Regions from separate parts of the Homo sapiens genome. Here regions 1 and 3 are each linked to region 2. A link is an interaction called in ENCODE POLR2A ChIA-PET data of the cell type or tissue named here. Cell type or tissue: PC-9. All regions are shown on one strand. Region 1 overlaps PPME1 (protein phosphatase methylesterase 1). Region 2 overlaps PPME1 (protein phosphatase methylesterase 1). Region 3 overlaps LOC124902712 (a long non-coding RNA gene).

Evidence for each region. Peaks named below come from ENCODE experiments on the same cell type or tissue, not always from the same donor. Only the 100,000 strongest peaks of a DNase experiment are listed, where the experiment ranks them.
Region 1: POLR2A ChIA-PET joins it to region 2 with 14 read pairs; 8 of 35 experiments call an interaction of 5 or more read pairs at or near these places.
Region 3: POLR2A ChIA-PET joins it to region 2 with 9 read pairs; 15 of 35 experiments call an interaction of 5 or more read pairs at or near these places.

What each region holds. Positions count from the first base shown.
Region 1 is chr11:74,249,571-74,252,070 of GRCh38, forward strand. PPME1 (protein phosphatase methylesterase 1) reads left to right here. Exons shown (of 14, transcript NM_016147.3): 12 at 1,384-1,448; 13 at 2,078-2,145. It also overlaps a transcript of P4HA3 not described here. Among named protein-coding and RNA genes, the nearest start is that of P4HA3-AS1, 61 kb to the right of the region's middle. RefSeq lists a silencer at 894-1,188. In PC-9, no CTCF peak of the experiment used is centred here; no DNase peak of the experiment used is centred here.
Region 2 is chr11:74,184,598-74,187,097 of GRCh38, forward strand. All of the region lies in intron 1 of PPME1 (protein phosphatase methylesterase 1), which reads left to right. Among named protein-coding and RNA genes, the nearest start is that of PPME1, 15 kb to the left of the region's middle. In PC-9, no CTCF peak of the experiment used is centred here; a DNase peak (open chromatin) is centred at 1,304; H3K27ac peaks cover 959 bases.
Region 3 is chr11:74,508,013-74,510,512 of GRCh38, forward strand. LOC124902712 (a long non-coding RNA gene) reads left to right here. Exons shown (of 2, transcript XR_007062776.1): 2 at 700-2,097. Among named protein-coding and RNA genes, the nearest start is that of LIPT2, 16 kb to the left of the region's middle. In PC-9, no CTCF peak of the experiment used is centred here; no DNase peak of the experiment used is centred here.

The DNA of each region.
Region 1 (2,500 bases), 65 kb after region 2:
TGGAGTTGTAAGTTTTGGATCTAGTCATTTGTTCATCATTCATTCGCTAAAGACTTAAGCATCTACTCAGTGCCCTACCCTGTGTTAGGTCTTATTAGGGATATAGAGCAAGTAATAACACCATTGTCCCCTGTTCTTATGGAAATGACACACTCCTGGGGAGGCAAGCACCAGTGGCATGTAAAATGTAAACTTACTTGAAACTTACAAGAGGGCCATGTGCTGCTCTGTGTTTGGATCCAAGTGCATTAACAACTTTAGGAGCTAGAAGGGAGAGGTGACTAGGCTTGAGCACCCAGAGAGAGGCAGCTTACTGCAGGAGGAGGGGCACAGGATGGACTTTACTAAATGGGATCATCTTATTCCTCCACTAATTAATGAAGTGGCCTTGGGCAGGTTACTTCACTAATCATGGCCTCAGTTTCATCATCTCAGAAAAGAATTTCAGTATTTTTGTGCTTAATTGTATAGGGTAGATTTTGAGAATCAACTTTAAAAATGGATAGAAGAATACACTGAAAACTTTTGAATCCTGCGTAACTGGGGTAAGAACCACAGGATGTAATGACCAGAAGAACTTTCAAGCCCATTCCTTTATTTTATAAATAGAGAATCTGAGGCTGAGAAAATCTGCTGTCTCTACTTATGGGGGCTCTGGGTCTCATATCCTTTAGTCTCCTTAGGGATCTTCTTTATCAGTCATCGCTGTTCATTCTCAATCATTGTCGCATTAGTTACGAGCTTACAGTGTTCTGTAAGACAGTATGAGAAAGTGCTTAGTACAATGCCTGGCACATGCTTAAGTGCTCAGATGGTAACTTATTATTGTAATAATACATTTTGAATCCTTAACATAGCTTACAAAATCCTTAATGGTTTGGCCCCTGCTTACCTCTCCAGCCTTATTGTTAACCACTCTCATAAGCACCATGCCAAGCTTCTTGTATTCCAAGCCATTTCAAGCCTTCCTTCCTTCCTGGTTCCCTCTTGGATTGTGAAGTTCCCTTTCTTATGCTCTTACAGCCCCATGTAGCCAGTTTTATCATAGGAATGACATGCTGCATTAAAATGTTGGTTTTTGTGTTTTACTCCCCTACTGGACTGTAAATCCCCTGAGGACAAGAACTGTTTCTTCTATGTGTCTCTGGCCCACAGTAAATGTACACTAAATAGGACAGAAGGAAAAAGTGAAGGGAAATGATTGGCGCAAGGTTACAATTACTTGTATTACCATCCTCAGCAAGACTTGATAATTGGGTCCAGAGTATTGAGGTGAGGTTGGAAATGGGGAGGTAGGTCCTGGGCTCCTGGAATGACCTATGAGGCTGCATAAGAGAGGGCTCTTTTAGTCGCTGAAGTTGCCTTGCTTTGATTCCTCTCCAGGGAAGTTCCAGATGCAGGTCCTACCCCAGTGTGGCCATGCAGTCCATGAGGATGCCCCTGACAAGGTGAGTCTGGTGCTCAGTGACTGTAAAAGGACAACTGTGAGAATAACCCTGGATGTCACAGAAGACAAGTCTCTGAGTCTCAGCCTGCATTGCCTGCAGCAGCTGCTGTGGAGCCTATGCAGATGCAGTTCCACCAGCTCTCCAACTTCTCCCTGGCAGCTGCTTATGGTATTGGTTTTGTGTATATGTGCTGAGGAGCTACTGACACTCTGCTATTTCATCCCAGGGCCCTGTGGTTAAGATCTTAAGCTCTACTTCTCCAATACCCCCAAAAGCCAGAGATGGAAGAGGGATGATTAGGGTAGAAACTGCTCCCTAAACCACAGGCACAGTTAGGAATTAATATGGGCTCCTCCTGTGAGAAAACACCATTCTGTAACTCTGAGGGCACACATAAGCCCTTCACGTCATTCCTCTTGAGCTCTATGGAGCTATCCCTGGCAAGGATAGTGGGGAGGAGTCTTCTAGCTCTGCTAGGGAGGGCCTAGGTCCTTTTAATTTCAAGCCACTCAGACCTGTGGGTGGGATGAGGGCACCGTAGAGCCTAACCATCTAACAGTAGCTCACAGCCCAAGGCTAAGCCCCATCACTAACCTTTATATGGCCTGGAATATCTCTCCCATTTCCAGGTAGCTGAAGCTGTTGCCACTTTCCTGATCCGGCACAGGTTTGCAGAACCCATCGGTGGATTCCAGTGGTAAGGCGGGTACAAGGGTTTAAGAACCCAGCAGTGCTGGCCGAATCTGACAAGCAGACACTTGTAGGACTGTAAATATCTCTGCCTTACCCCTGCCTGGTTTGGTCACCATGCCTTTCTTCCTCCTCCTCAGTGAAGAGCCTGGCATGTCTGTTTCTACAAAGCCATGGTTGGTTGTTTCTTTGTGCTGTGCTCCCACGGGTTGATGCTGAGGCTGTGATTAAATTGTGCCTAGTCTCACTCCCCACTGTGATGTGCATTTCTTCTTGAGGTGCCCCTTTGAGGAGGCTGGGATAGGAATCAGTCCTTTTCCAGGCTCCTAGAGAAGTTTTCTTTGGCTTCTCCTGCCCTGCTG
Region 2 (2,500 bases):
TTTAACAAAATCTTCACGCCAGATATCATCCTTGTGAATCCTTTTCCCATCTAATTATATTAACATGTGTTCCACAAGAAAGACTGGGTGTGCCGTTTATGAGCTCTGATGGATTATTTCATAGCCATAGTGTACAGTGACTGTTTACCTATTTCCCCCCTGCATGAGCTCTTTGAAGGAAAGGACTAAATTTTAATCAATGGGAACTTCTAGTCTGCTTGTTTCCCTAGTGCCTAGGAAGTATATCAGGGCCTGCCATGCAGGATGTACTCAAAATGTCTCTTCAATTGAATTGAGATTAAATTAGCTGCTTATATAAGCAAATTGTGACTGGAAAGAAGCTCTGAAATGATTGCCCTAATGATATTTACTGTTTGCTTATGAAGTATGTCTTTTTTTTTTTTTTTTTTTTTTTTTTTTGAGACAGAGTCTCACTCTGTCACCCAGGCTGGAGTGCAGTGGCGCAATCTCAGCTCACTGCAACCTCCACCTCCCGGCTTCAAGCGATTCTCCTGCCTCAGCCTCCTGAGTAGCTGGGATTACAGGCACATGTCACCACAACCGGCTAATTTTTGTATTTTTAGTAGAGATGGGGTTTCACCATGTTGGTCAGGCTGGTCTCGAACTCCTGACCTCGTGATCCACCCACCTTGGCCTCCCAAAGTGCTGGGATTACAGGTGTGAGCCACCGCGCCTGGTCTGAAGTATGTCTTTTATTCTAGATCATCATGACATTCAGATGAGTCTGGGGAGGGGATCGTATGGCTGTTGGTCTGAAATATACTTCATTAGAGGCTTTTATATGAACCTCATTGGTTTTTAAACTTGAAACCTGCTTGTTTTCTTGCTGTTTTGGCAGAATAGTAGCTTACATAAATGCTGACTATTGGGTAATGCCACACACGTTGATTTTGAGGGTAAGCAACTGCATTAGCCTTTGCAAAACATCAAAAAGTCTGTATTCTGTCTGTTCTCTTGCTTTCATTAATGGTGTTTCAGTGGCTTTTTTTTTTGTTTGAGGCCAGATCATTTTAGAAAAGTTGTCATTATATCTTTTTTTTTTTTTTTTAACTTTTCGAGTTGTAGAAAAAGAAGTTAATAATTATGTTGTTTTCCTGTTGGGTGAAAGGTGGAAATAAAATTTAGAAAATTTATTTTCTAATTTAGGCAAAGTACAATTCTTTATTATCAAAGGTATAAGATTACACCTGTTCTCCCTGTGCTACAGCAGTCTGTGTTTATCCATGCACTTTAAGCAAAGTATATTTTTATGTGGTCTGACTCAGCAGGTTGGAAGTTCCTATGGCTTAAGTATCTTATCTGAAGATGGTTTTAAGTGAGGTAAGGTTTCATTTATTTGCTTGAAAGCACATCATATATTGGGCTGTACGTGTCCTGTTCTGCTTAATGCAAGACATTTTGTGAAATGCTTCTGTTTCCATTTTTGGATTCCACGATGCTCAACACAGAAAAGTAATAGTAATGGGAGCTAGGATTTTCAAGCACATGGTAAATCAGTATTTAATAAATTAGAACTCTTTAAGAAGGCCTTCTGTATTCTCTGTCTGTGAATGGCATCAGGAAAACTTGAGAGTTTTCCTTGATTCTTCCTTCTCACTTCACTCTTCAGCTCCCTGTGATCATGATCATAATAGTTCTAAACCTTGACTTTGTTCTTAGTCTATATGGTGCTCAACCTTGCTACAAGGTTCTTCTCCCAATCATTACTATCCCTACAGCAGGAACCAGTCCTCTTCCTAGGGATTTTCAGGGTGTTCATTGCCAGCTTTGATGATTTCAAGAATGGGGAACTTAATATTATTTTGAGGATAGTATTGAAAATGGTAAGGAAATAACCCTGAGAGTCAGATTCTAGCTCAGCTACTTCCCATGGTCTTAGACAAGTTATTTAAACTCCATTGGCCTTAGTTTTCTCGTTTGGAAAATGGGGATAATAATAGCTACCCCAGAGGCTTGGTGTAGAAATTAATTCCTGTGTTTATCTCCATTGTCTCCTCAAATTTCATTAAGTTATAGTAATTTGGAAAAAGGAATAAAGCTAAAGGACAAAGAAGAGTAGGGATATAAGATGCTAACAAAATTTAGGAAGCTAGAAAGCAAGTTGATAAATATTTAGAAGAGAAAACTGAAAACTACTTGTAGAAAGAGAATGAAAGTGCAAGCTAATCCATATCACTATCCTATAAAGGCTCAAGAATTCCAGGTACTAGGTGCCTGTGAAAGGGGGCTTAGAGTTTTCTTCTAAGAGTTTTCTAGTTTTGGCTCATACATGCAAGTCTGTGATCCATTTTGAGTTAATTTTTATGTATGATATGAGGAATGAGTCCAACTTCATTCTTTTGCATGTGGATATCCAGTTATCCCAGTATGATTTAATTGAAAAGGTTTCTTTTCCTATACAGTTATCTTGGCATCCTTGTCAAAAGTCAATTGACCATAAATGTATGTGTTTGTTTTTGAACCCTCAATTCTATATCAT
Region 3 (2,500 bases), 320 kb after region 2:
GCAGCATAGTGAGACCCTGTCTCTACAAAATTTTTTTTTAAATTAGCCAGGTGTGGTGGTATATGCCTGTAGTTCCAGCTACTTGGGAGGCTGAGGTGAGAAGATCACTTAAGCCCAGGAATTCGAGGCTGCAGTGAGCCATCACTACATCACTGCATTCCAGCCTGAGTGACAGAGCAAGACCCTATCTCAAATAAACACCAGAAATAAACAAATTCATTTATCCAACAATATTTACACAAGGACTATTATATTCATTGTACTTCTAGCTCCTTTCATTGTGGCAGGAATTGAAGTAGGAGCTAGAAGTGCAATGATTATAACAGTCCTTGCCTGTTTGTGGTGGTAGGGGAGCCAACAAACCTGGTGACAATAAAATAAATTACTAGACAGAGTCTGGTGATAGAGCCTAAAACAGGAGCGTGGTCTGAGGAGGCTGAAGGACAAACCAGTGCCATCCAGGAGAAAACCATTCAGCCAGAGAGAAGAGCCCATGTTAAGGTTTAGGGTGGCAGCTTTAGGAAAACAGAAGGCTCAGTGATGGTGCTGTGAAATGAGGCCAGAGAGATGCACAGAGGCCAGGTCATGGAACACCCTAAAAATCACTTCCAGGTTGTTGGTCTGCATCTTAAAGAGCAAAGGGAATGCAATTGAATGGTTTTAAATAAGATAGTGACACAATGCCATTTTTGTTTTAAGATCAAGCTGGTTGTTATGTGGAGAACAGGCTTGAGGAAGGCAAGAGTAAAGGCAGAGAGGCCTATTAAGAAGACATTGTTGGCTGGGCATGGTGGCTTATGTATGTATAATCCCAGCACTTTGGGAGGTGGAGGCGAGAGGATCGCCTGAGCCCAGGAGTTCGAGACCAGCCTGGGCAACATAGTGGAACCCCATCTCTACAAAAAATAAAGGTAAAAAACCAGCCAGGTGTGATGGTGCATGCCTGTGGTCCCAACTACTTGGGAAGCTGAGGCAAGAGGATCTCTTGAGTCCAAGAGGTTGAGGCTGCAGTGAACTGTGTTCACACCACAGAACTATAGCCTGGGGCAACATAACAAGACCTTGTCTCAAAAAAAAAAAAAAAAAAAAAAAAAGATTGTTATAGTCCAAGTGAGAGATGACATTGAGAAGTTGTGCTAAGTATGGGTACTGTGTGTTCCATACACCTAACACTCCTTCTTCCAACCTTCAGGCCCCAGGGAAACACTTTCCCACATATCTTGCCCTACATCCTCAAAACAAAAAATCATGTATTTTACATAGAGTAAAATGCTCACATGTAAGTGCCTAGTTTGAGGAGCTTGCACAAGTGTATACACCTCTGTAACCACCACCCATTCAAGCATGGGTAGAGACCATTTCCATCATTTCCACCACATGACTGTGTCTAAAGTTCTGTGGGTTGTGCTGCTGTTCACACCAGAAACAGCCACTGCTCTCGAGTAAGGAAAGCAAGTGAGTGGCAGAAGCTCTTGGGTAAGAAAAGCACACATCAATTAATCCTGTGAAGTCTTTTCTCTCACATAACATGAATGCCTAATGGGGTATCATTTTCCAGAAAAGCATTGTCCATTTTCTTGCTTCTTTTTGTGTTCCGATTTGTAGTTTTGGAGGAATTCAGGAATGGCTTACTATTTGCAATAGTTGCATGTGGCAGCTCATTAATATTAAACAATATTAAACAACTCATACTACTCTAATATTGTAGTGTAGGTAGGTCTAGTTGTAGACCTACATATACATGATATTGATTCTTTATGGACTTAGCTACTGTGTTAAGGAATGATGAAAATTATTATATGAGTGGTAGTGATTTATATGATGAAATAAAAATAGAATGTATTATACGTATTTACCATTTTATAAATCTATTTTAACATATAAATATAGTTTGTATTGTGTAATTATGTGTTCCTATATTTGACCATAATATATAAAATTCATGCTACTTTTAAAATCTAATGTTACTTTAAGATTTTTATTGACAATCCCTGTTGCTACTGCCTTAGCAGAGCAAACTTTTTCCAAATTGAAATCAATGCCAAAAAAAAACCTCTAAAACTTACAGTGTCCCAATAAAGGTTATTTTGTTTTTGACCTTATTGTCCAAAACTTATGAAATATATAATTATTGATGAACCATATATTCCCTTTTACTCATATATTCCTGTCCATGAGCCATTCCTTTCCATGACATCCATTAAATTCAGTCATCTTTGATATTTTGCTTACTTTCAATAAAAAGTACCATAGAAGTTGGTGCAAGGTGGAAGACTAGAAGGTCCCACCAATTGTCCTCCCTGCAGGAACAAGAAATTCAACAACTATCTACACAAAAAACCACCTTCACTAGAACCAAAAATCAGGTGAGCACTCAAAATACCTGGTTTTACTTCATATCATGGAAAGAGACACTGAAGAGGATAGGAAAGACAGTCTTGAGTTGCTGATGCCACCCCTTCCCCATTGCCGCTGCAGAGAAATCTATGTGCTTTGGAGA